Regions from separate parts of the Homo sapiens genome. Here region 2 is linked to region 1. A link is an interaction called in ENCODE POLR2A ChIA-PET data of the cell type or tissue named here. Cell type or tissue: PC-3. All regions are shown on one strand. Each heading gives the region's core, and the rest is flanking DNA. Links, peaks and the distances in the headings are about the cores only.

Region 1 (15,545 bases), core at 3,414-8,413:
TTTTTAGTATTAGCATTAGACTCCTCAGGTAATTAGACAATTACTAAATTATTCTGGTCACTGCGGGGACACAGCGCTCTGCCTTCCTGCTCTGTTAACCTCTGGTGTCAGGAGCACACGAGTTTCACTTCCAGGCCAAAGGGCACTGCATGGTAACAATAATTAGAGTAATGAATCAGAACTCCGGTTTAAATGAATCATTATTTGCCGAGTGCTTTTAATTATAAAGAATTTAACTCTAAAATTATAAAGAAAAGATTTACAGAAAGGTTCTCTATTGGAGAGACTAAATCGAGAACCCTTTTTTTAAAAAATTCTATAATTTAGGTTCTAGCCACGAACACGTGTCTTCATTTCTGTCCGCATTCCTCAGCACCTGGACCAAATCGTTATTTAACATTAGGCGCAATAACAAGACCTTTGACAAAGTAATTACTGTGGTTGGCAAGTTTCAGTATCCACGGATTTAAATGAAAAGCTGTACTGAGGGCATCCTTCATGAACTTCTGGATTTTGTAAAGCAATCTGCTTTCATATCTACAAAAGTCAAATGCTTCCACTAATATTTCAAACATGGGATAACACAGAGCCATGGGATTTTGTATTCCAGGTGAAACAATTCCCAAGCAAGGCAAAAAGAGAACCACAGACGGTCAGATGTTGACAAAGGCCTCACTCAGGAGACCATCTGACAACGAATGAATTAGAAGACTACTATGATAGCCTGACCAACATCACAGGCCACAGGTTCAATGCCTCCACCCACATATCTTTCTCTCTTAAATTAATACTTTCCCACCTTTCCTACTAAAATGTTCCAGGAAGGAGAGGAAATACTCATTGGTGCTGAAACTGCTTCTTTTAATTGTTAAATAAAGTCTCATTTGCACACCAAATGGTCATGCGCATACATCCTTAAGGCACTGAAACTGACCAGGGGCTGTGTTTGGATGATGCCTGTCTTAGGCCTGGCCTTCAAACATCCTCACATTCCCCATATGGAAGAGTTTCACATTGTACAGTGTTTATCTCTAACCTCCTCCCCATAGGCCCTTTAACCTACACACATTTCTTCTTACTTAAAAAATACCAGGGGAAAACAAAAACAGATGTGGCATCCACAGAGGCAGGTTATGACTCTTTTTGCCCTGGGGAAAAACCACTGGTCCCCTTATGGAGGGAGGGAGGGCAGAACAGCTCCACACGAGGTCAGAAGTGACTTCAGAACCAAGCACAGGTCACTATTGGGAGAGGAATTAAGATCTCCAAATACAAAGGGCCCTGACTTGGGCCCCTGGGCGGGTGTCTCGAATCCTATAAAGCCCCTGAGTCATTTATAGCATCCCAGCCAATAAATGAGACACCAAGGCAGGGAAAATAGGCTTCCCTTTCCCATTAGTAATCCACAGCTAGGGCCATTTCCTGACAAGAACTCCAGCCTGTTATTACAGAAAAGATTAATACAAAAATTAAACGTTGAGTCACCAGGAATGCCAGTTTTCTTTCCAAATGCAGTTAAAACTTCACCACATATGGGCATTCATACTATTAATGGATATTAGGAATGGGTTGCAATTGACTGAAATACACTTTTTTTTTTTTTTGAGACAGGGTCTCACTCTGTTGCCCAGGCTGGAGTGAAGAGGCATGATCACAGCTCACTGCAGCCTCAACCTTCTGGGCTCAAGTAATCCTCCCACCTCAGCCTTCTGAATACCGGGACCACAGGCGTGCACCACCATGCCCAGCTTTTTTTTTTTTTTTTTTTTTTTGGTAGAGACAAGGTCTCCCTCTTATTGCCCAGGCTGTTTTCTAACTCCCAGGCTCAAGTCAACCTCCCGCCTCGGCCTCCCAAAGTGCTGGGATTATAGGTGTGAGCCACTGCACCCAGCCAGAAATACACTATTAAAGATAAAGAATTTCTGTTATGATAACCCTAACTAACCTGCCACATCAAAAAAGCTCAGAGCTGATGACTCACTCACCTCAAAGGGCCACCATCAAAGAGACAGGCTCAGAGCTACTACCTCCAAATGAATCAGCTGAGCCACAGGCTGATTAAGTGACTAAGTAAATCCAATGTTTACTGTTTTAGAGCAGACATCATCTGCAACACAAAGTCAATAAATTTAAATGTACCCATATATCATCATCATTCTCAACTTGGATGATTTTGACCCTCATTTGGTCATGTCTGGAGACATAATTGGTTGTCACAACTGTGAGGGGACAGGGGTACTATAGAAATCTGTAGCATGCTGCTTAACCTCCTACAAGGCACAGGACAGCCTCCCATGACAAAGAATAATCCAGCCCCAATAATGAGAAGCCTGACAGCCACTGAAACTATAAATCCAGGGCTTAGGACCAGGGTGAGTTAGCGCAACTGAACTGTGCTAGCACAAGGTTGGATCTTGCCTTCATTTAAAATTTCAATATACTGTTCTTCACGAATGTTTTGCGCTTGAGTTTTTAAAATATTGCACTGCGCCAGGTGTGGTGGCTCACGCCTGTAATCCCAGCACTTTGGGGGAAGACGAGTGGATCGCCTGAGGTCGGGAGCTCGAGACCAGCCTGGCCAACAGAGTGAAACCCAGTCTCTACTAAAGATACAAAAATTAGCTGGGCGTGGTGGCAGGTGCCTGTAATCCCAGCTACTCGGCAGGCTGAGGCAGGAGAATTGCTTGAACCTGGGAGGCAGAGGTTGCAGTGAGCTGAGATCACGCCACTGCACTCCAGCCTGGTTAACAGAGCAAGACTCTGTCTCAAAAAAAAAAAAAAAATTTTTTTTCACCAAAGTATGATTTGCTTTATTTATTTTTTTTTTGGCACCCGGTTAAATTTGCTATGTGAGTTCCTCACTTGTCTTACTCTAGTCTGGACTGTGTTATGAAACCATTAAAAACCTTGACATGAGTGAAAAGAAGGAAGTTAAATAGTGTTATTCTGGCAGTGGTTCTTAACCAGGAAGGCTTCTCAGAATAACCAATAAAGATTTTTTAAAATATACACGCCGGGCACAGTGGCTCACACCTGTAATCCCAGCACTTTGGGAGGCTGAGGCGGGCGGATCACCTGAGGTCAGGAGTTCGAGATCAGCCTGGCCAACATGGTGAAACCCCGTCTCTACTAAAAATACAAAAATTAGCTGGCATGGTGGCAGGCACCTGTAATCCCAGCTACTCAGGAAGCTGAGGCAGAAGAATCGCTTGAACCCACGAGGCAGAGGTTGCAGTGAGCCAAGATCACACCACTGCACTCCAGCCTGGGCAACAAGATCGAAAACTCCATCTCAAAAAAAAACATTTTTAAAATATACATACTTAAGATCCAGACCCAAAGAATGCCGTACAGCCCAGGCATATATTTATATTTATATTTTTAAAACTTTACAGGCAATTCTGGTGGTCAACTCTAGTTAAAAAAGAAAGGAATATGATGGGTTCTCATTGAAAAGAAAACAGAGACAGAGAGAAATAAAGAACGCATCTATCCAGACACACAAAGGCAGAGCATTTGGCGTTTTGTCCACCCAGGTGTTAATACTGGTTACTGCCGAATGATATGAATACAGGTGAATTCAATGTTTTGTCTTTGTGCTTGGCCGTATGATTTATTTTTTCTGCAAAAAAAACTTTCATAAATACCAGAAAGTTTTTTCAATGAGTAAAAAATGAAGTAGGCTCCATGTCCCAGAGAAAACCACACTGACAAAAAAAATTCTTCCTCAAGAGAATGTAAACTCGGTGGCTCACACCTGTAATCCCAGCACTTTGGGAGGCTGAGGCGGGCGGATCACGAGGTCAGGAGATCAAGACCATCCTGGCTAACATGGTGAAACCCCATCTCTACCAAAAATACAAAAAATTAGCTGGGCATGGTGGTAGGCGCCTGTAATCCCAGCTACTTGGGAGGCTGAGGCAAGAGAATGGCGTGAACCCGGGAGGTGGAGCTTGCAGTGAGCGGAGATCGCGCCACTGCACTCCAGCCTGGGAAACAGAGCGAGACTCCGTCTCAGAAAAAAAAAAAAAAAAACAAGAGAACATAAACTGAACTTTGTATCTGTTTTCTGTGGATGCAGAAAGTAAGAAGAACGCTCTCTGGCAGTCAGTACTGATGAACTGAGTGCATCCTGTGTATATATGTTGTGTGTAGAAAAATAAATCACAAACTCACACGCTCATAAAAAAAACAACTCAGTAAATGAAAAATGACAGTTCACAGACCAAAGTATGTGGAATAATCCCAATTATGGTTTGAGACTGTCTTGCTCTGTCATCCAGGCTGGGTGCAGTGGCATGATCTCAGCTCACTGCAACCTCTACCTCCTGGGTTCAAGCAAGTCTCCTGCCTCAGCCTCCAGAGTAGCTGGGATTACAGGCATGAGCTACCACGCCCAGCAGGAAAAGTTTTCCAAGTACCTTCCATCTATATATATTGATCTTTGTATAAATATTGTATTGTACTACTGAACATTACAAAACAAGAAAAAAAATTCTAAAATCCTATGATAAAAATGAAAAACAGGGCTGGCTGCAGTGGCTCATGCCTGTAATCCCAGCACTTTGAGAGGCTGAGGTGGGCTAATTGCTGGAGCCCAGGAGTTCGAGACCAGCCTGGGCAAATGGTAACACCCCCTCTCTCTACAAAAAATACAAAAATTAGCCAGGTATGGTGACGCATGCCTGTGGTCCCAGCTACTTGGGAGGCTGGGGTGGGAAGATCACCTGAGCCTGAGGGGTCAAGGCTACAGTGAGCTGTGATGGCACCACTGCACCGTAGTCTGGGTAAGAGAGTATAAGACTCTGTCTCAAAAAAATAAAAATAAAAATAAATAAGAAAACAAAATGAAAAATAGCATTTCTCACACAATTAGCTAATATCTCAAAATAACATATACTTGGGGTAAGGAACACTGAGAATTATAGATTTAAACTTAAATTTCTTTTTTTTTTCCTTTTGAGAGGAGTCTCCCTCTGTCACCCAGGTTGGAGTGCAGTGACGCGATCTCAGCTCACTTCAACCTCCACCTGCCGGGTTCAAGCTATTCTTCTGCCTCAGCCTCCTGAGTAGCTGGGATTACAGGTGCCCGCCACCACCCCCGGCTAATTTTTTTTTTTTTTTTTGTATTTTTAGTAGAGACGGGGTTTCACCATGTTGGTCAGGCTGGTCTCAAACTCCTGATCTCGTGATCTGCCCGCCTCGGCCTCCCAAAGTGCTGGGATTACAGGCGTGAGCCACCACACCCAGCCTAAACTTAAATTTTAAATCATCATACCTGTTATTCAGCTACAAAGAGGAATAAAGTACATACACCTGCTACAACCGGAAGAACCTTGCAAATACTCTGCTAAACGGAAGACCGGCCAGACACAAAAGGTCACATATTGTTTGATTCTATTTATAGGCAATGTTCAGAATAGGCAAATCCAGAGACAGAAAGTAGACTGACAGCTGGGGGGATAGAGCAGGGGGGTTTGGGAACTCAAGGGATGTGGGCTTTCTTTTTAGGGTTGATAAAAATGTTCTAAAATTAGACAGTACCAATGTTTGCACAGTATTGTGAACATATTAAAAACTACAGAATCATATGCTTAAAAGAGCAAATTTTATGGTTTTTAAATTGTATCCCCTTTTTCCATTAAAAGTACTAGTAAATTGCCAGGCGTGGTGGTTCAAGCCTGTAATCCCAGCACTTTGGGAGGCCGAGGCAGGCAGATCATCTGAAATCAGGAGTTCGAGGCCAGCCTGGCCAACATGGTGAAACCCCGTCTCTACCAAAAATACAAAAAAAAAATTAGCCAGGTGTGTTGGCACATGCCTGTGATCCCAGCTACTCGGGAGGCTGAGGCAGGAGAATCTCTTGAACCCGGGAGGCAGAGTTTGTGGTAAGCCAAGATAGCACCACTACACTCCAGGATGGGGCGACAGAGTGAGACTTCGTCTCAAAAAAAAAAAAAAAAAGTACCAGTAAATGAATAACCCAGGGGAAAAACCATCACAAGTCCTTAGCTGGTTATAGTTTTCTCTCCTAATGTGTTGGCCATTTTCTTACTGTTTACTTGGCCTTGTATTAATAATCTGAAGCTTTCCTGCAGGAATCTTTTAAAACCACCTGCTCTCTTTATGAGTCCAGTTTAGTTCAACCACATCCTTAGAACAAGTCACCTGGACACTCATAAACTGCGGCCTACATTTCAACACTGGGAAAATAAACAACTGTGGAATTCCAGCCCCTTCCGCAGGACACCTCAAGGACCGGACCTGACAAGTACCTGTCTGATACATGGAGTGAGGGCCCCTGGGTCAACCTCAATAGTATTAGTAAGATTTTAATTTTGCATTAATTTTGGAGATGGAACTGAAATGTAAAGAGTCGCTTCCTGTACCCCAGTGGGTCATCTTGCAAACTCTTCCTTGGAGTCCACAGGTTTAGATACCCATGCTCTGAACAGGGATGAACCTCAGTTTCACAGCAGCTGTTCTCCAATGCTACTGTACTCTGGAAACACCTGGTTCACCTGTTAAAACTGCAGGTCTGGGCACCACTCCTTGTGCTCCTGACTCTGGCCCAAGTGATCTAGCCCAGGGGTTCCAAAGGCTGTACTTTACGAAACACTGGGCCAGGCATGGTGACTCACGTCTGTAATCCCAGCACTTTGGGAAGCCAAGGCGGACAGATCACCTGAGGTCAGGAGTTTGAGACCAGCCAGGCCAACATGGTGAAACCCCGTCTCTACTAAAAATATAAAAATTAGCCGGGCGTGGTGGCAGGTGCCTGTAATCCCAGCTACTAGGAAGGCTGAGGCAGAGAATTGCTTGAACCCGGGAGGTGGAGGTTGCAGTGAGCCGAGATCGCACCCCTGTACCTCAGCCTGGGCAACAGAGTGAGACTGTGTCTTAAAAAAAAAAAAAAAAGAAAGAAAGAAAAAGAAGAAAGAACCACTGGTATAAGAACCCCTTACGAAGCTCTAAGGTGGGAGGCGTGACTGCAGTGGGAGCAGGGGTGATGTGCATATTTGGGATGGTTCCACAGCTGCAAATTTACTAAAGTCACCACACTGTGTATTCAACATGGCTGAACTTTCAGGTATGTAAATCATCCCTCGATAAAACTGGTTTTAAAAAAGCATGCAAAAGCTTCCATATGTCCCATCACACACGTGGTCCTGTGCTTATGCCAGGATGTTTAGACATCACGAGAGAAAGATGCACACACTCTCACTTGGGTAGATCTGTACTGGAATTGTGAGTTCACCCCAGCCTCGCACAGCTAACCCTAACCCCACAACACACAGCTGTGTCAGACTCAAGGCCGGGATGGGCAAACTGATTTATGAGCTTCCCCTAAGGAAGGAGTATGAGGTGAGGTTCACGGTAAGAAGTGTGGTTTTCTGAATTTCAACACTTTACAAAGAGTGTTATCTGTGCTAAGCCAAAAATGAACCATAAAAGCTAAAATACACAAATATCCTGAGAGGGGACGGCTTCCGTAAACACCAGGAGCTCTTAAAAATACCAGCAACATGGCATGGGTGTAACTCCCACCGGATGTACACACCACCACCTGTGAAGCTGTCTAATATAACCATCAAGAGTCAACACGACTGAGAAGGGGCTGCGAGTGATACAGACATGTAGCTGGGTGCTGATATGCATGACAATCCAATCAATGAGCCCCCCAAGAAGGAGCCTGGTGGGCATTTGGGGTTGGTGGCTCCGAGGGAAGGGTCTAATTTGAGACACAGAAATAAGGCAGCTCACCCTGCCTGGAAGGCTGAAACATGGGAAAGGGGAGGGGATGAAGACCAAGGCTAGATCCCACTGCAAGTCTCAGACTCCACCACAGAGCTGATGGTACCGAGAGGCTCCTGAGAGGACAGCAAGAAGGAAAGCCGGGCAGCTACTGTGCAGGGGGTCACGGCAGACAGGCGAGGAAGGGGGTCACCTTGCTGAGTGAGTGAGAAGGGATGAAGACAAAAGGCCAAAGGTGGCTGGGCGCAGTGCATCATGCCTGTAATCCCAACACTTTGGGAAGCCTTTGGGAGGTGAGGCGATCACTTGAGCCCAGGAGTTCAAGTCCAGCCTGGGCAACACAGTGAGACCTCGTCTCTATAAAAAATAAACCAAATTAGCCAGGTGTGGTGGTGCATACCCAGTGCACACTTGTAGTCCGAGCTACTTGGGAGGCTGAGATGGGAGGATTGCTTGAGCCCAGAAGTTTGAGGCTGCAGTGAGCTGTGATTGCACCACTGCACTCCAGCCTGGGTGACAGAGTGAGACCCTGTTACAAAAGAAGGAAGGGAGGTGGGGGGGGGGGGGGGCGGAAGGGCTGGGAGTGGGCGAGGGGCTGGGGGAGGGGAGGGAGGGTAAGGAAAGGAAGGGAAGAAAGGGAGAAGGAAAAAAAAAAAAAAGGCCGAAGGGGTGATCTAGTGATCGGGTGGGAGCAGGTACTGGAGAAGGGGCAGTGGCTGTCAGCTGGGGTGACGAGGGTACCAGGATGGAGGGCGTGGTGTGCACTAAGACAAGCAGCCCTGGGAGAGAATAGGTTTAGGAGATGAGGGAAGAAAGTCAGGAGGGGTCCCAGGTACAGCATCCTTATGAGCCACATGCAGCAATGCCAAACATTCGGCTACGTTATAATCCAAAGCTCCAGGTCAGGCCTAGAGATGGAGATGGAGACAGAGCCATCAGCATCCACAGAGCGATGGAAGCAGGGTGAGGGGCCATCCGGGGAACAACATAACAGAGTCCAGCACCGAGCCCCAGAGACACCAACCCCAAATCACCACACAGAGGAAGACGGTCAAAGAGACAGAAAGGAAACGGGGGCTGTGCGGCTCATCCTCCCTGTCCAGGGAAGTTCCTCGTGATTTCTTAATAGTGCTAAAGTACATCTTTGAAAAAGGTCCATGGATCCATTTGGAGACCAGCCATGACGCCTCCCCATGGAGCCTGGAACAGCAACAAGGGCTTTGTTGCTGGTTGTAGATGATGACAAGAACTGTGTCAAGTCAGCTGTTCTAACTTAACATCCACTCCCACTGTCACACTGTCCCCTGCTCTGCCATTTTCAGGAGACAGCCTGGAAATCCAGCCCACTGACAAATGTTCCAGAAAATTAAATGTCAGTTATGACCGTATCAAGAAGTATTCAGGGATTCTGCCTTTAACCTGTATACAGAGATAATTCATTCATATTTCTTACTGGTCTTCTGACTATGGGAATGTTCTCTATTTCGACGAATTTAAGCAAAATATGACCTCCTTATTCTCTTGTTATCTCCAAACAAGTGCTGCAACATGGAGCTGGTCTAACGCGGTCTGGCTCAGCCTTGGATGTGCCTCAGAATTAGCAAGGGGTGTGTTTGTCTTACTTTTAAAACCCAAAGCCACGCCCTGCCCTAAGTCTTAATGAGTAAGAATCTCCAGGGTATCAAGCCCAAATAAATGTCTCGTTTTTGTTCTGTGTTGTTTTGAAACTCCACCAGCAATTCTGACACACAGCCAAGATGGGGACCCACCGGTCTAACACTTTAGGAATATTAGGATATTTGCCAGTAATACTTTCTCTGAAAAGTGACTGGTTTTGGGAAACTTGGTAGGAAAAATAAAGGTAGGAACAGATAAACTGCAAGTTATCTCTGATGAACTAATTTCTTCCTCGTGATTGTTGAGTTGAATGTAGATGAGAAACTAAAGGTAATCAGTAACGTCATGATTATTTCACAAGCAGACCATTTGTTATTGGTGCTCCGGGTCATAGCCAGGGAAAGGGAAAACATCAACGTGGTCGTAAACTTGAAGTATAATCAACCAGCAGGTTCCTTCTGGTTCTATTTATTGGGCATATAATTTTCTCACAGGTTTTTCCTAATGTCCATCAGCACTTCAGCAGAGCAGATTAGCCCTGAAGATAGGGAAGATGGGGAAGGACCCCAAATGCAATTTTATTCAAAGTGTAAAGGAAGTGTGGGTGTCATGGGTATAGAAGGGAGGTATTGGGGAGTGACTGCTGATGGGTAGAGGGCTTCTTTTTGGGGTAAACATAAAATCGATTGCAGTGACAGTTGCTCAACTCTGAATATGCTTAAAAAAAAACAATGAATTGTACTCTTGAAATGGGTGAATTGTACGGTATTGTGAATTACATCTCAATATAGCTGTTAAAAAAAAAAAGTCAAAGAATTGTTTTGGGTGTTGAAATGGAAGGCTTTACCTGGGTGTAAATGCTGAAAATGTGGCTTTGTACTTCGTCCATTGAGTCGAGGCCGTAGGCTACTGTTCCGAGATGGAGCCGTTTGAAAATCATCTCGTTCTGGGTAAGAGTGCCTAAAACACAAGACAAATGAGTGGCCGGCCTGTCTCTCAGGATGTTTGTTATTATTAACAGTAATGACAGCTGCCATCTTTGGAGAGTTTGCCCTATGTCACACACTGCAGTCAGTACTGTCCCTGCTGGGGAAGACACCTGCAGCATTTTGCCTGCCTAGAATCCCATTCCCCTTTTGAAAATGGCTTCCTAGCTTTCCCAGGGGAAATTAACCACACCATGCCCATTACCTAAGGTGGCCCAAGAGGACTGTCAATCAGGGGCCTGGCCCATTCCGTTGGCCAAGAGGGTGACAAATGACATACACTAGAGCAATCAGATTCTATCTCGAAGGATTCTGACCCTTGAGTAGAAAGATACATCCCTAATGGCAGAGCCCTACAGAGACCACCTGGAGGGTCCTAATGCTGACTTAACCAGAACTTTCCTGGTGGCTCTCCTTCCAGAAACCTCATTTTTCTCTGATTTGGTGAGCCGCCCAGGATCTTTGCATTAGCTTCCCTTCTACCCCATGGACATTAAGCAGTAGAGATGAGGCTGAAACCAGATCTTCCCCCTCCCAATCCTTGCTCTTCACCACTCTGATAGCCTAATGCCTGGACAAGCATTAAGTTGTGTAGCAGTATCAGGGTGTGGTCAGAGATCAGGCCTGACTGCCTGAGTTAAAGCTTGCTTCGGCTACTATGCGCCCGTGACAAGTCACTTACCCTCTCTGGGCCACATTTCCTCATCTGTGGAAGCGGGACAGAAACACTACCTAACTCACAAGGTTCAGGTGAGGACTGAAGGAGTGACCGCACTGAAACTCCCCAGAATTGTATTCTGCACATAATTCTGTTATCATCATCTTCATCACCAAAGAATCTTCATCAAAAGATGAAGGGAATAAAATAGCAGCAACACGCATCTCTCATATGTCCAGAGAGAGCCCAAGAATTTCAGCCAAAGCCCTCAGGCATCTTCTCTCACCAGGAATCCTGCGCAGGTCCCAGAAAGCAGCTCACCTGTCTTGTCTGTGAGTAAGTACGAAATCCTGCCCAGCTGCTCAGGAATCGTGCTGGAGCGAACCACGGTCCCGGGGATTTTCGAGTCCCTTCGAATCACCCAGCTGTACACGATCTTGCCCATGTCCAGGTTCACACGCAAACTAGGCACAAAACCAGAGCAAACAGGCTAACAGGACAGATGTAAGGCTCCTTGTATCTTTATAAAAACATGGACTCTAAACACATGTGCCATCGCATCCGGACTCACTCCCTGCAGAAGCACACTGCCAGAGCTGAACGCACAGACTCAGCAAGAGCCAGCACCACCGTCAAGTCACACACGGAACAAATCCATTATTGTCACAAAGCTCATGTTATGGACTGAAGTCACTTAAAATACAGAAAGGGTAGTGGTTTCCATCTCACCTTTTAGAAAAATTACTGATCCCTTAAGCTAATATATTTTTGATGCTATATTCATTTTTTTAATTGTGGTAAAATATACATAACAGGAAATTGACCATTCTATAGTACTGAGCACATTTACAATGTTATCAGCCATCAGCATCATCCACCTCCGTAATTCTTTCATCTTCCCAAACTGAAATTCCACACCCATTCAACAATAACGCCCCATCCCCCACCAACCCTAGCCCTGGCAGCCCCTGGCAACCAGCACTCTACTTACATTTCTATGAATTTGACTACTTTTTTTTTTTTGAGACGAAGTCTCACTCTGTTGTTCAGGCTGGAGTGCAGTGGTGCTATTTCAGCTCACCACAACCTTTGCCTCCCGGGTTCAAACGATTCTCACACCTCAGCCTCCAGAGTAGATGGGATTACAGGTGTGTGCCACCACGCCGGGCTAATTTTTTGTATTTTTAGTAGAGATGGGGTTTCACCATGTTGCCCAGGCTGGTCTCAAACTCCTGGGCTCAAGTGATCCACCCGTCTTGGCCTCCCAAAGTGCTGGGACTACAGACGTGAGCCACCACGCCTGGCCGGAATTTAACTACCTTAGACACTGCATGTAAGTTGAATCATACACTTTTTCTGACTTTTGGGGGGGCTTATTTTTCTGGCTTATTTTGCTTAGCATAACGTTCTCAAGGTTCATCCACACTGTAAGGTGCATTAGAATTTCCTTCCTTTTGAAGGCTGAAGAGTATTCCATTGTATGTATTATACTCATTTTGAAATTTAATTTTACTGCACAAAGTAAATAGAAGTCTTCACATTAATTCATCATCCTATAAACTAATCAAACTGCTTGCCATTTTACTGGCTAGCCCTGGGACAAATGAAGAGTCGACTCACCAATTTTTAATCATGTTACATGTAGAACTTTGAAGGCTACCACGTCACTTAGATTGAATACTTGTTTTGCTAGCAGTCAAGTCACTAAAGTGGATGTATTTATCCTCTGAATCCACCATCCAGAGCATGCTGACTTGGGCACAGTCCCCCTGTCCCTGTCACACTGTTTTACACAAAACGACAATCTCTGTCCCCAGAAAAAGACAAATTCTCACCAAGATGATCTAAATATATAAAATAGCAAGACAAAATATAAGATAATATATCAAGTATAAGACAGAGTATAAGCACTAAAAGTTTCAGGGAAAAAATATGTAATTTAATATTTACTAATTATCATGGGGAAAAAGTAGAAGCAAACAGAACAATATGGGGGAAAGTAGACTGCTAACCCACATCACAGAGCAGCTCTAAAAAATGATGGGACACACATACAAGTGATGTGAAAAGTTATTCAAAACACTGCTCCAATTTTTTGTAAAGGCAGATTTTAGTAGACCAAACTCCCCTTTTTCTAAAATCAAAAGCACTCTAGAAAAAAGTATATCCCATACTATTAACAATGATTATCACTTGGTAGTGAGAGCAGAGGTGATTTATATTTTATTCTTTTGCTAATACAGGCCTTCACTTTTTTCTACTATGAAAATCTATTATTTATATCACTTTAAAAAACCAGGCCAGGTGCAGTAGCTCACGCCTGTAACCCCAGCACTTTGGGAAGCTGAGGCGGGTGGATCACTTGAGGTCAGGAGTTCCAGACCAGCCTGGCCAACATGGTGAAACCCCAACTCTACTAAAAATACAAAAATTAGCCAAGCGTGGTGGCAGGAGCCTATAATTCCAGCTACTCAGGAGGCTGAGGCAGGAGAATCACTTGAACCCAGGAGGTGGAGGCTGCAGTGAGCTGAGATCGCACCACTGCACTCCAGCCTGGGCGACAGAGCAAGACTCCATCTCAAAAATAAATAAATAAATAAATAACCATTTATTCAACCTCCAAATCAGGTAGGCAAAGGACTGGCATGTGCCACCAAGCTTTCATTGCACACCTACAGCAGACACTGCTGTCAATCACAACACCATTTCCCTTTGAGCCCAGATGCAGGCTCAAAATCCTTCTCAACACAGCAGTCCCAACAGCCACTATCAACCTTGCAGAGCTGGCTGATGACAGGAGCTCTAAATGGCATCCCTAGCATAGGGAGGCAAGGCAAGGAAAGATCTCTGATTCAAGAAAGGATGGCTTGTGGAGGAATGTGATCTTCTGGTGCTAGAGCCTCAGTGTGGTTCACACTCCTGACTGATTGCTCTTGGTCCTCACTCTACAAAGAGATCTGCTCCTTCTAAAAGCCGATGGGCGCGGTGGCTCACACCTACAATCCCAGTACCTTGGGAGGCTGAGTCAGGTAGATCACCTGAGGTCAGGAGTTCAAGACAAGCCTGGCAAACATGGTGAAACCCCATCTTTACTAAAAATACAAAAATTAGCCAGGCATGGTGGTGCATGCCTGTAATCCCAGCTACTTAGGAGGCTGAGACGGGAGAATCACTTGAACCTGGGAGGTGGAGGTTGCAGTGAGCCAAGATCGCGCCACTGCCCTCCAGCCTGGGCAACAAGAGCAAAACTCCATCTCAGAAAACAATAATAATAATAAAAGCCACAGAACCATCATCTTTGAATGAGTAAAGAGAAGAAGATGTCACGGCAGCCAAACTCAAGCTCGTCGCCTGCTTACCTAATGGGGATGATGTTGGAAAACAAGAGGAGGAAGCGGATGATCTGCAGGTACCAACGGCCTGCAAAGTGCTGAAGGGCAACCATGACCAGCGAGACCACCACCAGGGCACCAAAGAGGATCTTGGTGAGGCAGTTCACTTCCAAGTCGAACAGGCCGATCTGTGGGACGAAGCACAAACCAGGGCTTGAGATGAGCTGGTGTAACTAATCTCAAACCTAAACCAGGAGGTGGAGGCTGCAGTGAGCTGAGCCTCACTGCACTAACTCAGCCTGCCGGAGAGCTGGTCCTTCCCCTACAAACACCTCTACCCCAGGTAGGACAGTGGGATCCATCGATCCTCATATCTTTGGTCTAAGAACACTGCTTCCATGGGCTGGTGTTCATAACAGGCATCCAAGGGAACTCAAAGAATTCTGAAAACTCAAAAAAATGTTTACAACTAAAGAAGATTTACACTTGGAAATGTATCAGCGAGTTACTGCTGTGCTGGCTGGGTCGTGTGCTGAATAGCCTCCACCACCCTGCAGAGTGCCCTTGGCCTTGTAAAACAACTCAGATCCTAAACTCTCAGCACCCTACCCAACACCAACTCGGCAGTGCCTGAAAGTCTGGGGCGCACACCAGTGGTGGCACCCGATTTTTAGGTGGTGCATTAATGGACATTATTTTATTATTTATTTATTTAGAGATGGAGTCTCGCTTTGTCACCCAGGCTGGAATGCAAGGGCACAATCTTGGCTCACACCTCCTGGGTTCAAGCGATTCTCCTACCTCAGCCTCCCGATAAGCTGGGATTATGGCGCCCGCCACCACACCCAGCTAATTTTTGTATTTTTAGTAGAGACGGAGTTTCGCCATGTTGGCCAGGCTGGTCTCAATCTCCTGGCCTCAGGTGATCCACCTGCCTCGGCCTCCCAAAGTGCTGGGATTACAGGTGTGAGCCACCGTGCCCGGCCCTGGACATTATTATTTTAATAATAATACATTTATCTTCATGTCTAGTCTTTTAAAAAGTAACAAATCATATCCATAACTTCATAGAAACATGCCCCAGGATAAGGCTAAAACATTAAACAAACGATTTTATAGTTGTAATGATGGCTGTAACGTCTAATGGTGGAGCGACCATGACTGAAGTTTAGGAGACACAGCATTCCTTCCTGCTAC
Region 2 (15,545 bases), core at 5,373-10,372, 64 kb before region 1:
TGTCATCCTCTGCCTAACCCTTAGGCTGCTTTATCTTAGGAAGCTTTCTCTCCACCTGATGTTAGTCTTAATCTGTTTATTGTCTTTCACACACATACACACACACACACACAGAGTGTAATCACTATGAGGGCAGACACTACGCTTGTCTGGTTCCCTGCCACGCCTCCAGCCCCAAGAACAGTGCCTAACACATAGGAAGTGCTCAGCAAATATTTGATCAATGAAGGAATAAAAATGTCAGCATATTCTGCACATCTCCTACCCATCCCCCAACACTTTTTCCATTCCTTCTGGACTCTGCAATCTTTCTCAAAGGAAATAAAAAATAGTCCTGGGCTTATCTGGACCTGATCTGATCAAAGAAAAAAAATGTATTTCTTTTAAATCTCTTGAAAACAAACACCACAGGCTTAGAACACCAAGTTCTTAATGTAAGCAAACAGAACCTGCTGGCTGAATTCTAAGAAATGAGCCCTGGCTTGGTATCAAGCATAGGTTGTGGGGCCGATGACTTCACATGTGACTCAGTTACCCCAAATTTCAGGGGGAATCCATTTCAAAATCAAAACGTCAACATGGAAAGTGGAGGGTGGCTTTGTTTGGGCATTCCTGCAAGAAGGCAGGCTTTCTGAAAAGATGCTATGTTATAGATAACTCATCCACAAAAGGGGGGCAGGAGGGATGGGGAGAAACCCCAGGATTGGGTGTATTTCTCGGCTAAGGCTTTGGATGCAAACTGATCCGGGAATGCGTGATCCTCCAAAAATCCACCAGCCCCCAAAGTGCTTGAGTTACCCCTCCGACCACAGCCACATGGAAAATGAAATTAAATCCCACGGAAAGATTTGACTTTTTTAACATTATGCAATGTTTGGGTGAAAAAAGGGGGGTGGGGAGAGGGAGATCAGAAAAAAATTCATCTTTTTCCCAGAGTTTAGCAGAGCTATTTCTAGCTTTTAATGATACATTTCACCATCACTTCATGGGTAGTTTTGAGAGGCGCGAAGGCGGGACCGGTTCTGTTATGTAACCCATTTAAAGTAGGAAATTAGCAAGTCCTGAATGAATTCTGTCACTGTGCTCCCACTTCTGGAAAATTTGGAGCGACTACAGTTCTATTTTGAGGTGAGCAAATCCATCATTTATAGACCTCCTCACAAATACCACAGGGCTTCATGTCACCCTGAAAAGTTTCATAACAAAAACACTAAAAGTACTTGGGGTGTTGGTACATTTCGTCTCAAAACCTTATTAGACTGAACAGTGAATTGGCAAAGCTTCCTACTTGCCAATTATTCAAAAATGCAAATATCCAAGAGCAAATAAATATTCATCTCTCACCCTCCCTGCCTTTTTTTTTTCCTTTTTTTTTTTTTTAACTAAGTCCAGCAAAATATTCTGGTCAACAACATGAAAAGAAATGTCTGTTTTTCACGGAGCCTCTGGCCATGAAATAAATTCTGAAGCTATGAAAGCACAGTCTTGAAACTCAGGGCAGTTGGGCACGTGGGGTCCGGCTGGTTGTGGAAAACAGGAAACAGCAATGTCTTTCAGTCCTCAAGTTCCCCCTAGCGGCTCCGGCGGAGGAGTGTCCGCACATGGACGGAAGTTCACTGCAGGCAAATGCAGAGGCTTAAGGTCGTGCAGGGATAGCACACGTTTAAGGGAAAGCATGGTCGGTCCCTACCTTTGAAACCACATACCTTCCTTTTGCTGCTGTCATGAGATAACACAACTAAGTTACAATTATCTTTCTAATCTATATACTGAGGATGGCCCTTTCCATTGAGAACCAAAAAGAGGGAACCAGCAGCTCACACTGCAGACAGCCACTAATTACACCATTTGGTATAGTATTTGGTATAGTAGGCGGAGGCATAACTTGCTTCCTGAGACACACGAGCTTATACCTCCGGGCCCTTTTACAAATACAGACAGACAAATGGTACAGCTGACACGTGCCAATTAAATTAGGGTTTCTCTGGCTGGGCGTATGGGCTCATGCCTGTAATCCCAGCACTTTGGGAGGCTGAGGCAGGCAGATCACCTGAGGCCTGGAGTTCGAGACCAGCCTGGCCAACATGGTGAAACCCCGTCTCTACTAAAGATACAAAACTTAACCGGGCGTGGTGGCAGGCCCAGCTACTCAGAAGGCTGAGGCAGGAGAATCGCCTGAACCTGGGAGGCGGAGGTTGCAGTGAGCCAAGATTGCACCACTGCATTGCAGCCTAGATAACAGGGCAAGACTCCACCTCGAAAAAAAATAATTAGGGTTTCTCAATGTTGGCACTTTTGACACTTTGGGCTCTGTTGTGGGGGCCACCCTGTGAATCACAGGGTGTTCGGCAGCATCTCTTGCTTGTAGCACTCCTCTTCCCCGAGTTGTAACAACTGAAAAGGTCTTCATACCGCCACGTGTCCCCCAAGGGACAAAAATCACCCAATTGATTTCAACTACTTCCTACACAAAAGCTTTTTTTGTTTTGTTTTGTTTTGAGACGGAGTCTTGCTCTGTTGCCCAGGCAGGAGTGCAGTGGCACAATCACGACTCACTGCAGCCTCGACCTCCGAGGCTCAGGTGATTGTTCCGCCTCAGCTTCCCAAGTCGCTGGGACCACAGGCTTGAGCCAGTACACCCAGCTCGTTTTCTTGTATTTTTTGTACATGAGTTTCACCACGTTACCCAGGCTGGTCTCAAACTCTGGGCTCAAGCAATCCTCCTGCCTTGGTCTCCCAAAGCTGGGATTACAGACATGAGCCACTGCGCCGGGCCTTAAAAATTTTTTCTGCCTAAAACTTAACTGACTGTTCCTATATGTTCCATCCCTCGATAAAAAAAAAAAAAAAAGATTCCAGTCATCGAGGACCGTGTATAGAAATACAATATGAAGCTTATGGTTTTCATCTTATTTTCCATTTATATCTATCACCTTTTGAAATTCTGACACGTCTGGGATGGACAATAGTACAAAATAATAAATAACATGCATTGATTTGGGGTTTTTTTTGCCAAAATCAAAATAATTTTCTGAACTGGAAAGAGTTTTCTTTACATTTCATGTACCATGAAATAAAGAAAAAATAGGAGCGTTATAATAAAAAGTCCTCATTTTGATACCAGAATTCATGTTTCTGTACAAATTAAAATAATCCCCCAAGGCAGAACGTACACAAGCTTTATTGGGCAACAGCAACGAGCCACGCTGGCAAACAATGAAAGTAGAGTCGCTCAGAAACACGAAAGATCATATGTGTGTCATCACAGCATCGAGAATTTAAATCATCTGGAAGTTCCTGCTAAATTAAAGCATACTGTGCCAGAGCTCCCCTCTAATCAAAAAACGCTGTCCTGGTGAAAATTTGCAATGAGGATTACAGAGAGAGAGATCAACCAATGAGGAAATCACAGACTCTTACATGAGTTTACAGTTAACCCCACTGCAACAAAATAATAAATTAGCCATAATTTGTTTTTTTTGCAAATACCATGCCCCCCACCTGACCCCACAAACACAACAGTCACTGACATGGCCCAGCTATATTAACAGACTGCGCCTCAAACCATGCTGTGGCGGAGAAGACAGATTCACGGGTAATGCCGCTTTGGCCTGAGAAGATGCTTCGGAGCTCCAGGTGGAGGAGCTGCTCACGCTGCAGGATGCTTTGCAGGTTCATTCAAAACCAAATTTTTTTCCAAGAAGAACTGGACATAATTCATGGGAATATTTTAAGTATATATAAGTGGCAAAAAAGCTGTACATTAAAAGAAGGGGGAGAAATAAAATGTGTTGTATTTACAAAGCTCTTTGTATATTTTTTTAAATGAAAACAAAGCTGGGAGTGATAGAATTTTAATGCAATGAAAACCAAATAATTCTTCAAAAAACTTTAGATGACATCATTCTCTCGCTCTTTCACACACACACACACCCCCCACACACTTCAAACATACAGAAAAGGTTAAAGATAAAAATAGCTGATAGGTGTTTAAGTAGGATGGAGCAGAAGAATGTACATGTCCCATTTGCAATTTTGGCAAAGGTTTAAAATGCTGCCCTAAAGGCACGCACGCATGCCCAGCCTACCCCAGTAAAAACAAGACAAAGTATAAAAAGAAAAGTCTGGCGGGGGGTGGGGGAGGCATTAGCATATCAATTTCCAATGAGCACAAAATTCAAAATACATTAAAAAGTAGCATGGCTTACATTTTCAGCAGAGAAGAAACTGAGGAAATGTTCATAAAGAGACAATGATTTTTAAGATTTACTGTCACAAAAAAAAAAGGGTTTCACTTCAGGGGAGTGGAACTGGGATGGGAATTTTACAATGCTAGTTCCAGCACGTGGTCTAATGGCCCCAGGGGCTGGAAAAGGGAGGTCTGCTCCAACTTTAAGATGCGCCCTTGGGATGCCTTCCAAGCAGCTGGAGTTAGTGCCACCTGTCTCACCTGGCACCACAGGCAACACACATGTGCACACGCATGCTTTCAAAATGAGGATCAAAACTGTCCCACATAAGAAATTACTCAAGATGGAAAAACTAGTCTGGTGATTTTCTTAGAGAAAAAAAAAGAGAGACAAAAAGGAAGGGGTGGGGGGAGGGGAAGAAACCAAATAGATCCTGCTTCCCCCTGTCACACAACCATCATCAAAAGACATATGAACAATAATAAAATAGTAATAGAAGTTCTTACTCTGGCAGAAATAGCTAGTGTTGTCAGAGGGCGCAGGGAGCTGTGAGTTTTGCTTTCAGGAAAAGTGTTCAAACAGTGCTGACTGTGTACCTCAAGGCCCTCTGACCTCAAATTAAATTGGCTGTCAAAGACTTACGGCCCATGGAGCTCCCAGGTGACAGTGTCAATGGCGCTTTATGTAAGTTCTTTCCAGATTGATGAACCAAGAAAAAGGTCAACTGAATCCTTATGCTTAAGGTTTACAAACTCAGGAGAGTTTCTTGTATAGTAACTCTAGTTTCTTGTTTGCTTATTTCTTTGTCTTCCCCACCACAACTAAGATGACCTCCGAGAAGTACCCAGGCGCCCCTGGGGTTCTCTGCTGGGCTTACAGTCTGATTGTGCAGGTAAAGATCGTGTCCTCTCACCGGACTGCATCCTCCTGCCTTTGCGTCTCCAGTGTCTGAGAAGCACGGTGTGTGCATTCCTAGGTGTTCAGGGACCGTCCAGTGAATGGCGTCAGCCAGCTGCCCACTGATGGGATGGGCCAACGACGTGGCAGTTTGCACTTGAGTGTCGGTACTTCTCACCCTTGACCGCCTCCGCCCCAGTGCGGCTGAGACAACAGAGTAAAAAGGTTTGTGGAGAACACTGACGAGTACCTTCCACTTCCAACTATGGCTTCTTCAGCCCCTCCTGGGAGCATTCTCCCTTGAAGATGTCAATCAGTATCTTAAGCGTTGGCTTTAAAAGTCAACTTGTGCACCTCAATCAAAATTGAGAATTAAGGAAAAGGCCAGGGAGACCATCTTCATTCTGCTTCTGCTGGAAACCTCTAAAACTTTCTGACGAGGCTCCCACACGCCCTGCCTGCAGGAGCCAGCATCCCGAATCTCCGAGCAAAGCCAGGTACAGGGTTTGCAAAGTCTAAACAGGACTATCTTAAGACTTCCCAGCGTTACAGAGCCAGGTTCAGCATCTGCAAAGTCTAAATGGGACTATCTTAAGACTTGCCAGTGTTACAGACTGATTTCCAAGAAAACGGAGGCTTAAAAACTTCCAGCACAAATTTCTCCTCCACCTTTGAAAACACAGAAACTCACTCAATGAATACGTCAGATTTGCTCAATCTTTCTGAAATTTTTGGACAAAGATCCTATCCTTAACTATTCACTCAATACATCTTTTCTGCCGACCTTTTCCCTCTGGCAGAAATGGCTGAATCAGATAGAGAAAAGTACTGCAAAACTGCAGAATCATAAGACAAAATAGATGTGGTGTCAACAGCCAATTAACCAGTACCTGCAACGTAAAGTCATTCTAGAACATTTTAAAAGGACAACACAAAATACAAAAGCTTATCAAGAGTGCTCCAAAGGCAAGGGACTATCTGATCCTCGTGTCTCCAGCTCTCCAAGAGCAGGAGTTAGTAGGCATCAGAAACCAGGCTGTGATGTACATCTCTGAAGCACACAGAAGTAGCGCCAGGCAGAGGGTTTGAAGGATATGTATTCATCAAGAAGTAAACGCAAATCCAAGATCTCAACCACACTTGGCTCTTAAAGATCCACCAACTTAACCCTTATGGCATGCATATGTGGCTTCTGCAAGAAGCAACTTGAAAACCCAAGAATGCCTTGCTCTACCACGTCCCGCGACTGCAAACTCCCTTCCTCTGAAACAAGCAGCCACAGCTTTATAAGAAACATGCCGGCATGTAGTCCATCCTGGGAGGGGAGAAATCTTCACCACTGGCTGCCTTTCAGCAAGTTCCCCTTGAAATCTGCCGGCAGTGGAACAGATCCCAGATCCCAACGCTGTAGCTTGGGCGTCCTCCCACCAGGGGTTCCTTGTTCTGAAAGCTGCCACCAGTGTTGTTCCGAAAGATGCCTCTGCCTTTGTGGGGTCATCTTCCATTATGCCTCCTAACAGGAAACAGGCTTCTATGGAAGAGAAGAGTCCCAGCCCCCTGACCTTTCCGCTTTGGTCTTGGAGGATCTGAGTCACATCTGCCATGTTGCCTAAAGAATTAGTTGAGTCTCTTATCACACTGTCGACACATTTAGGGGCCATTCAGTGGCACGTTTCCTGCTAAAACAACTCTGCTGAAAATGTCTGAGGTCCTTCTCAAACAGCCACTGGCTTTGTGATTGTTACCAGGTCCCAATAAAGCGGGATCACACCTCTGAAATTCTTTTACGAGGTGGCAGGTGAAGTTAACTCACACACTATGGATGCTGAATCAGATCAAGGATAACAGATTGGACTTAGGACACTCTCTCTCCCTCTCCTCTCATTTACTGGTTACGATCCCAGGAATCCAGTGTAACCTGGATAAGCAGGGCTGGCTGGAGACGATACTGAGCATTTCCGAATGGAGATTATTGTGTGGATAACTTTTTACCAAATGTCACTGTCTTTTCCTCCCAAACCGACACCAAGAGCTTTCTATTTTTCTGACACCTCTTTGTAAGAGCAAGAAAGACATAAAGAGTACATACACATTAGGACTCTTTAAAAACACACACACACACACACACACACACACACACACACACAAGCCTTCTACAACCTTCAGCTACACAGAAACTTTTATCATGTGACAACAAAATTCAAGTCATAAGGAAGCTCGCACAGTGACCCATATAAATCTCCCAGCTGAGCCACCAGCTTTAACATATTCATATTCACCTAAACATGAAGAACGAGGGGTTCAGACAGGCCCAGATGGGTCTCTTTCAGGACCCTCCCTCCCGTTGATGCAGCGTTAGGACTCCGTTTAGGCGCAGAGCCACTTCCCATTAAAACTGCATGTGTTAGCAATTACTGCAAAATCCACAGGTGGCGGTTAATATAAATGGAACTTGAGCTCTGTCCATCAGGGAAGCGCCAAGACCAGGGCCCCCTCCAGCGAACGCACGGCCTATGATGTGAGCTTTGAGTAGCTGGGGGGAGAGAACCGTCTTCGCAGGTACTTGAGGACATAGAGGGGGAGGCAGCTGACCAGAGTGATGACGGAGACTTTCCACAAGAATGACAAGGTGGCGATGAAGTACACATCTGCAAGGAAAGGGGAAGACGGCAGTGAGCAGGCAGGAATATTCCGGAAGGTGCATGGGGTCCAGAAACAGGCGTCACAACTATCAAAGGGAAAGTCATCTCCCGTCACAAACCCACAGCCTCCTGGCATTGGCCCTCTTTCTCCATGGACTGTAAGGGAAGGTACCATGGCTAAGAGCACACAGCGCCGCAGCTTGATTTTCCTCGCTCTCTCTTCTGTAGCTTCCTGACAGTGAAATGCTACTTTTAACACCCAGGAGAAGAAAACTATGGGGGCCACCAGATGCAGTGGCTCATGCCTTAATCCCAGCACTCTGGGAGGCCAAGGCGGGCAGAAGAATTGAACCCAGGAGTTTGAGACCAGCTTGGGCAACACAGCAAAACCCTGTCTCTACAAAAAATACAAAAACTAGCCAGGCATGGTGGTACATGCCTATAGTCCCAGCTGTTCAGGAGGCTGAGGTGGGAGGATCATCTGAGCCCGGGGAGCTTGAGACTGCAGTGAGCCAACATTGCACCACCGCACTCCACCCTGGGCAACAGAATAAGACACTGTCTCAAAAAAAAGAGAAAAAAAGAAGGAAAGAAAATTACAGGGGAAGAAAACTCAGAGATGCTTTTGATTTGGTGTTGTCTAACAGTTGGAGAGTCTTTCTAAGTCCCGGCCACTGGCGAGCAGAAAATGACATTCAAATGCACCCTCTGCTTCCAGTGATGGTCGCAGAAAGCCACAGGATGAGTCTGGGTCATGGTGCAAAGTGTTCAGACCCCCTTGTCAGAGAAAGGCTTAAGCTGACCCTCAGGGACTCTGATGGAAGGTGGGGGGGGCGGGCGTACTGCCTTTCCTGCTGCAGGATTATAAACCCGGTTATGAGGTTTTCTTAAGAGAGGAGTGACAGTTTGTGGCTTTCAATATAGCAGAAGCCAGAATAAGCCCCTTCTCCACTTTCTGAGCACAGGATGCTGAAATGCAGCTGCCACTGAGGCAGCACCTACTAAGTGCCAGGCCCAAGGCTCAACTCACCCTGTGGTTTTCCTACACCTCTGACCCGGTCCTGTGGTGTGTCCCTATCACAAACAAGCTGAGCTTCCTGAGCAGGGGCCACATCTCTGTGACCACCTCAGGCCCAAGCCTTTGAGCACATACTAGGTCTCACAAAACGCTTTCTAGAGACTAGTGACAAGGGTGAAACTGCTTTAAAACTCCACTGTTCACAGGGATGCTCCTTTAGTTCCTGGAGCGCACAGTAAATGCTCACAAATCCTTTCTAGAAACTGGGGCTGCAACTGTGAAACCTTTACTTTTCAGGGGATGTTTCTTTTACCTTTACTAAAACCTTCCTAAGGAGCTTTGGAAGCTGGCAAAAGAGCCGCGATCAAAGATGCTTCCAGGGTAAGGTCGAGTTTCTCTGCCTTTTTGTTGTTATTGCCCCTTAAGGAACATTTTTAGACTTTTCTTCTTCTCCTAATTGACCACCTCCATGACATGTTAATGTCACAGGTATACTGTGTATCTGTTTATAATATTATATATACATCTCCTTTATACGTAAAAGGTTAGGGTTTGTTCACACCCCACCAAAGACCACTGTTTGTTCCCCAGGCGGTGGGGTCCACACCACCCCCACTGAGAAGGCCTGAGGTAAAGGAGCAAGGGATGGGCCATTGCTAGAGAGCCTGGGCCCTGCAGGTTTCCCACGGAGGATGGGGCGTGAGGGGGTTGTCATTAACTGAAAGTTTCCCCCAGAGAGAGTCTATCCTGCAATCCTGAACACACATGAGCTTCTTAGCAGAGAAGCAGCCTCCGGGCCCTGCTCCCCCAGCTGATAAAGGAGAAACAGTATCACTCTTGAGGGTTTTTTGTTTGAATAACACAGACAGAAAATTAAATGCTCCTACTGAGGAGGAAAGAGGTGTAAAGAGGACTGTCTGCTAAACCAGCTAGACTTTCAGGATGACCCCTGGCCCTGAGGTTCCAAAGCCATAGCGGCTTGAGTTTGCCCCGTGCGGGGGAAACCAAGATTAGAGTTCAGAATCTATCCACAGCACAACACAGAAAATGCTGGATCATCTGAACCGTGCCCGTGTTGCAAGTTCTAGTTGAACTAGAAACAGGTTTCTAGACAGGAATTAAAGCCCGTGTCAGCACCCGATGGGGTCCGTAGCATAGCATGGGGTCATCTTGGTGGCCCTGCAGGGACTTGTGGCTCAATCAATTGGGAAGAAATTAACTGATATGGCAAAGCAAGTGAGGTCAGCATGGAAGAGTGATGAAACCAGGCTTGTCCATCTAGAGACAGTGGCTGACGCTGGACAAGCCCAAGAGTACCTGGAATCACTACTGAGGTCAGAGAAATCTGCCACCACCCCACATTAGGATGGTGCTGACACTCCCCCATCTCTACATTCCCATAACATTTTTTATTATTTATTTATTTATTTATTTATTTAGAAATGGAGTCTTACTCTGTCGCCCAGGCTAGAGTGCAGTGGCGTGATCTCAGCTCACTGCAACCTTCGCCTCCCGGGTTCAGGCGATTCTTCTGCCTCAGCCACCCAAGTAGCTGGGACTACAGGTGTGTGCCACCACGCCCTGCTGATTTTTGTATTTTTAGTAGAGATGGGGTTTCACCATGTTGACCAGACCGGTCTCAAACTCCTGACCTCGTGATCCACCCGCCTCTGCCTCCCAAAATGCTGGGATTACAGGTGTGAGCCATTGTGCCCGGCCTCCATAACATTTTTTATTTGGGGTGTGCCTGGGCGTCTAGCACCTCACCCCATTTTTCTTTCTTGGTAACTTTGATCACATCTGATATTCCTGTGCTCACACTCACTTAATGTGTGTTTATCGTGTGTTCCCAACGAGAAGGGCAGCTCCCTGGCGAGCCCGTCCACCTCATCTGCCACCATAATCCTGGCACACGGCAGGTGCTCCCACGTCTACGGAACTGGCGAGTACCTTCAGCACTTGGTTTGCTGTGAGGAGCAGCAGATTGTATTCTGAGATCCCTGGAGTCCCTCAGGAGCTCTATCAGGACACAGCAGCAAGGCAGGGCTGCACGGGCAAGGTTCTGGGGCTCGGCACCTCCCAGCACTGCCACTTTGCTATCACAAGTCCCCTTTTATCAGTTTCATAGATTGGACTTCAGATTAAGATTTCATGGGAACAAAAAGATTTTGTGGCCCAAAAAAGGTGACAGAGCAAGACTCCGACTCAAAAAGAAAAACAAAAACACTGTCTACTGCAATCACGCCCTCTGTCCTCAATTTCACACCCTGAGGCACAACTACCACCTGTCCCTAGAGAACACCTGTTAAGAAAACGTGGACAGCTGAGCGGGAAGGACTGCTGGAGGAAGAGCCCAGGCCGAGCGCTGGGAACCCCCCTTCCTTCATACGGCAGTGAGACCTCTGGGCCAGATTCACTGGGGGTGACGGACGGGGTTTAAGCATTCAGGGGTCTTACCGATGAACTCGTGTAAGAACACCAGGGAGGCGATGTAGCAGGCCAGGCTGAGCAGCTCCGCCACTGTCATGAGCCAGTGCCAGGTCTGGATGGTCAGCGCCACCATGAGCAGCTCGGTGAGGATCAGCGAGGTGAAGGAGATGGCCACGATGTGCACGAACTCCGACTCAAACAGCAGCAGCGCCCCGTACATGATGGTGCTCCCTGCAAACACCAGAGAAGGGTATTCCCCTCACCCTCCCTGCGAAAGCCGTGCGCTGCTCGCCTACACCTGGCTCCTTTCCGCAGTTTTCATTTAGACATGAAAGGCATCACTTGTTACATGAGGTTAATGACTGGTGCTTTATGCAGGTCTGAACCTATGGTTTTCTGATTTTCCTCTTTGACCTTGTAGGATAAATAATCTTTAACTACAAAGTGAGAAAAAGGGAGAAAAAAGGAAGTAAGGCAGGGAGGGGAGTATCTAGAGTTGATGAAAGAAATAGAAAGTTAAATATAATATTTAAAATGATGGAGTCGCGGCCAGGCGCGGGGGCTCAGGCCTGAAAACCCACAATTTGGGAGGCCAAGGTGGGTGGATTGCTTGAGCTCAGGAGTCTGAGACCAGCTTGGGCAACAAGGTGAAAGCCCGTCTCTACAAAAAATACAAAAATTAGCCAGGCATGGTGGCATGCACCTGTAGTCCCAGCTACTCAGGAGGCTGAGGTGGGAGGATCACTTGAGCCTGGGAGATGGAGGTTACAGTGAGCTGAGATTGTACCACTGCACTCCAGCCTGGGTGACAGAGTGAGCCCCTGTCTCAAAAAAATAAAAAATAAAATGATGTCGTGACTCACACCTGTAATCAGCACTTTGGGAGGCTGAGGCGGGCGGATCACTGGAGGCCAGGAGTTCAAGACCAGACTAGCCACCATGGCGAAACCCTGTCTCTACTAGAAATACAAAAATTAGCTGGACGTGGAAGCGCATGCCTGTAGTCCCAGCTACTCGGGAGGCTGAGGCACGAGAATTTCTTAAACCTGGGAGGTGGAAGTTGCAGTAAGCCGAGATCGTGCCACTGCACTCCAGCCTGGGTGATACAGCAAGACTCTGTTACAAAAAAAAAAAAAAGAATAAACCCCAATAGGAGACATGAACAGTAAATTTATTTTTTAAAAAAATAATAAACCCCAGCCAGTCGCGGTGGCTTACGCCTGTAATCCCAACACTTTGGGAGGCCAAGGTGGGCGGATCACAAGGTCAGGAGTTCGAGACCAGCCTGGCCAACATGGTGAAACCCCCGCCTCTACTAAAAATACTAAAATTAGGTGGGCGCCTGTAATCCCAGTTATTCGGGAGGCTGAGGCCGGAGAATCGCTTGAAACCATAAGGCGGAGGTTGCAGTGAGCCAAAATGGCGCCACTGCACTCCAGCCTGGACAAAAGAGCAAAACTCCATCTCAGAATAGTAATAATAATAATCCCCAAATACACATGTTTATTTGTAAGTTATATATGTGTACCTGTCCAGATATATAGAAATATTAGGATCATTTCACATGTATATTATATGTACTACAAAACATACATAAAAATGGAAATACTAAAAAAGAGTGAGGATTCCGGGCACAGTGGCTCATGCCTGTAATCCCAACACTTTGTGAGGCTGAGGCAAGAGAATTGCTTGAGTCCAGGAGTTTGAGATCAGCCTGCACAACATGGTGAGACCTCATCTCTACAAAAAATACAAAAATTAGCCGGGTGTGGTGGTGTACACCTGTAGTCTAAGATGCTGAACTAGAAACAGGTTTCTAGACAGGAATTAAAGCCTGTGTCAGCACCCGACAGGATCCACAGCACAGCATGAGGTCATCTTGCTGGACCTGCAGGGACTCGTGGCTCACAGTCCATTGGGAAGAAATGAACTGATTTGGAAACTGATTTGGTGGTGGTGTACACCTGTGGTCCCAGACTCAGAAGGCTGAGGTAGGGGGATCACCTGAGCCTGGGGAGGTCGAGGCTACGGCGAGCCGTGATTGCTCCACTGAACTCCAGCCTGGGCAACAGAGTGAGACCCTCCGCCACCCAGGGTCTCACTCTGTTTCTACATATTATATAAAATATATTTTATAAGTATATAAAATCTATTATGTGCACTACAAAACATACATAAAAATAGAAATACTAAAAAAGGATTCTGGGCATGGTGGCTTTGCCCTGTGTCTCAAAAATATATAAATAAATAAATATATATATGTAAATTTAAAAGAGTTAGGAAAAATAAATACAAACAGAAGTTTTGCTATTTTCTTCTTATATTCCAACAGGTCATCTTACAACGCCTCCACAGTCTGGGAAGACCCCCCTCTGGAGGCCACTGAGGTAAACATGTTTTTCCAAAACTACGACTTGACCTGACTCTCAGAAAAGGTTTCAGAACATCCCAGAAAGCATCTGCTTTTTGCCTCATGAGTGGAGCAGCCCCACAGGCTTTGATTACTGTCCACTGCCTTCCTCTGGCTTCACTACCTCATTTCTCACACAGCAGCACTGTGCATGTCTGATGTTCAAGTCCTTATACAGGGTGAGCAGGGTCTCCCCTGGGTCCCACTGCCACCCTCCTTCCTGCTATTTCAGATTCGTTTCTTCTCTTCTTGTTCTACAGGCAAGAAGGGGACACCCTGAGTCAGTACCAGAGCACAAGACAAACAGGTGTCTCCACTCATCCTTACCTTGATAGATGCTAATCAAAACCCATATTAAGAATGTCTTGTAGGACAACGGCCGTCCCTGAATGAGAGACAGAGAAAGGTTAGAGCCGGTTTCGCGGGGGGCTCACGCAGCATGCCATCAGCTTTCACGTTATTCTCCCGCTAACGAGATAAGGCAACCCATCTGTCTTCATCAATAAAGTGGCTCGCACACATCTGAACACATTGGAGGAATTATTTCTTTAAAAAAAGAATTGGCCAGGCATGGTGGCTCACACCTGTAATCCCAGCACTTTGGAAGGCTGAGGCAAGTGGATCACTTGAGGTCAGGAGTTTGAGACCAGCCTGGCCAACATGGTGAAACCTCCTCTTTACTAAAAATACAAAAATTAGCCAGGCATGGTGGTGCACGCCTGTAATCCCAGCTACTCGGGAGGCTGAAGCAGGAGAATCGCTTGAACCCAGGAGGTGGATGTTGTAGTGAGCCGAGATCGAGCCACTACACTCCAGCGTGGGTGACAAAGTGAGAATTAGTCTCAAAAAAAAAAAAAAAAAGAATTAACATTAAAATTAACATTACATGGGAATAAACCTTCCCTTGGGTAAAAAACCCTGAAGACAAATAAAATTATACACCTGCCTAGGCACACGCCACCACACACACTTTTTGGAACTGTACACAAGAACATCTCTGGGAGCAAACGTTAAGTTGCAACTGCAAAGCGGAACTGTCAGGGGCTTTTTGCAAGTCGTGAGTTGGCTTGTTTTCAGTTTATCTATTACTGTACTTTTTCACGTTCTTTATACCAGTGAATATATTACTGCTTTAAGAAAAAATGTAAACTCCCACACCTTCCCCCCAAAAGTAAAAAAGCTACCAGTTCAAGTGTGTTCAAATCAGAATTGGAGGGTCTGTGTGAAATAAATTCAAAGAAAAAAAGCAGGGAGGGAGGGAAGGAAGGGAAAAGCAAAGGAGGAAAGGAGGAAGGAGGGACTGAAAAGCTAACAGAACCTTGAGAAGATCCTTGTAGAGCTCAGGATACAGCATGGCAACTTCCGATTTGACATCTTTGTCCAGGACCAGAGAAAACACAGGAAACATGGTGTAAATTGTGGAGTACCTGGGAGAGAAAACCGCCATAGGTAAGACCTGGCTGACGCGATAGGAGCTATGTGCTGTGCCAGCCTCCGGCACCCAAGTCCCAACCATGCCTCTAACAAATATTTACTGCTTGTCTATTATGCTCCGGGGCTGGCTGTAAGCACCAGAAACCCATGAGCAAAAATGGACAAAAATGTCTGCCCTGAAGAGCTTTCATCCCGGTCAGCGAGTCAATAAACAAATAAATTAGGTAAACTCTATGTGTGTTAGAGAAGTGCTAAAGAGAAAAATATAATGGGGTAGAGGAAATAAGACGTGTGTGTGTGTGTGTGTGTGTGTGTGTGTGTAGGGGGTGATGGTACAATTTTAGAGGCTGAGGAACAGAACATTTGAGTGAACACCCACAAAAGGTGAGGGCCAGCCAAGCCAATCCCAGGAGGAAGAGCATTCCAGGGAGAAGGAACCACCAGTGCAAAGGCACTGAGGCGGGAGTGGCTGTCATGTCTGAAGAACAGCCATAAGGCCAGTGGGGCTGGGGCTGAGGGCGACG

What was found. ChIA-PET counts read pairs that join two places held together with the same protein. Peaks named below come from ENCODE experiments on the same cell type or tissue, not always from the same donor. Only the 100,000 strongest peaks of a DNase experiment are listed, where the experiment ranks them.
Region 2: POLR2A ChIA-PET joins it to region 1 with 17 read pairs; 3 of 35 experiments call an interaction of 5 or more read pairs at or near these places.

The regions. Positions count from the first base shown.
Region 1 is chr20:51,659,778-51,675,322 of GRCh38, forward strand. It overlaps ATP9A (ATPase phospholipid transporting 9A (putative)), which reads right to left. Exons shown (of 28, transcript NM_006045.3): 11 at 14,376-14,536; 12 at 11,338-11,480; 13 at 10,220-10,332. Among named protein-coding and RNA genes, the nearest start is that of ATP9A, 100 kb to the right of the region's middle. In PC-3, for the core only: no CTCF peak of the experiment used is centred there; DNase peaks (open chromatin) are centred at 6,194 and 6,544; H3K27ac peaks cover 2,995 bases.
Region 2 is chr20:51,593,613-51,609,157 of GRCh38, forward strand. ATP9A (ATPase phospholipid transporting 9A (putative)) reads right to left here. Exons shown (of 28, transcript NM_006045.3): 25 at 14,906-15,014; 26 at 13,915-13,972; 27 at 11,205-11,408; 28 at 2,902-7,735. The coding sequence ends at 7,599. Among named protein-coding and RNA genes, the nearest start is that of NFATC2, 59 kb to the left of the region's middle. RefSeq lists an enhancer at 14,576-15,545. In PC-3, for the core only: no CTCF peak of the experiment used is centred there; no DNase peak of the experiment used is centred there.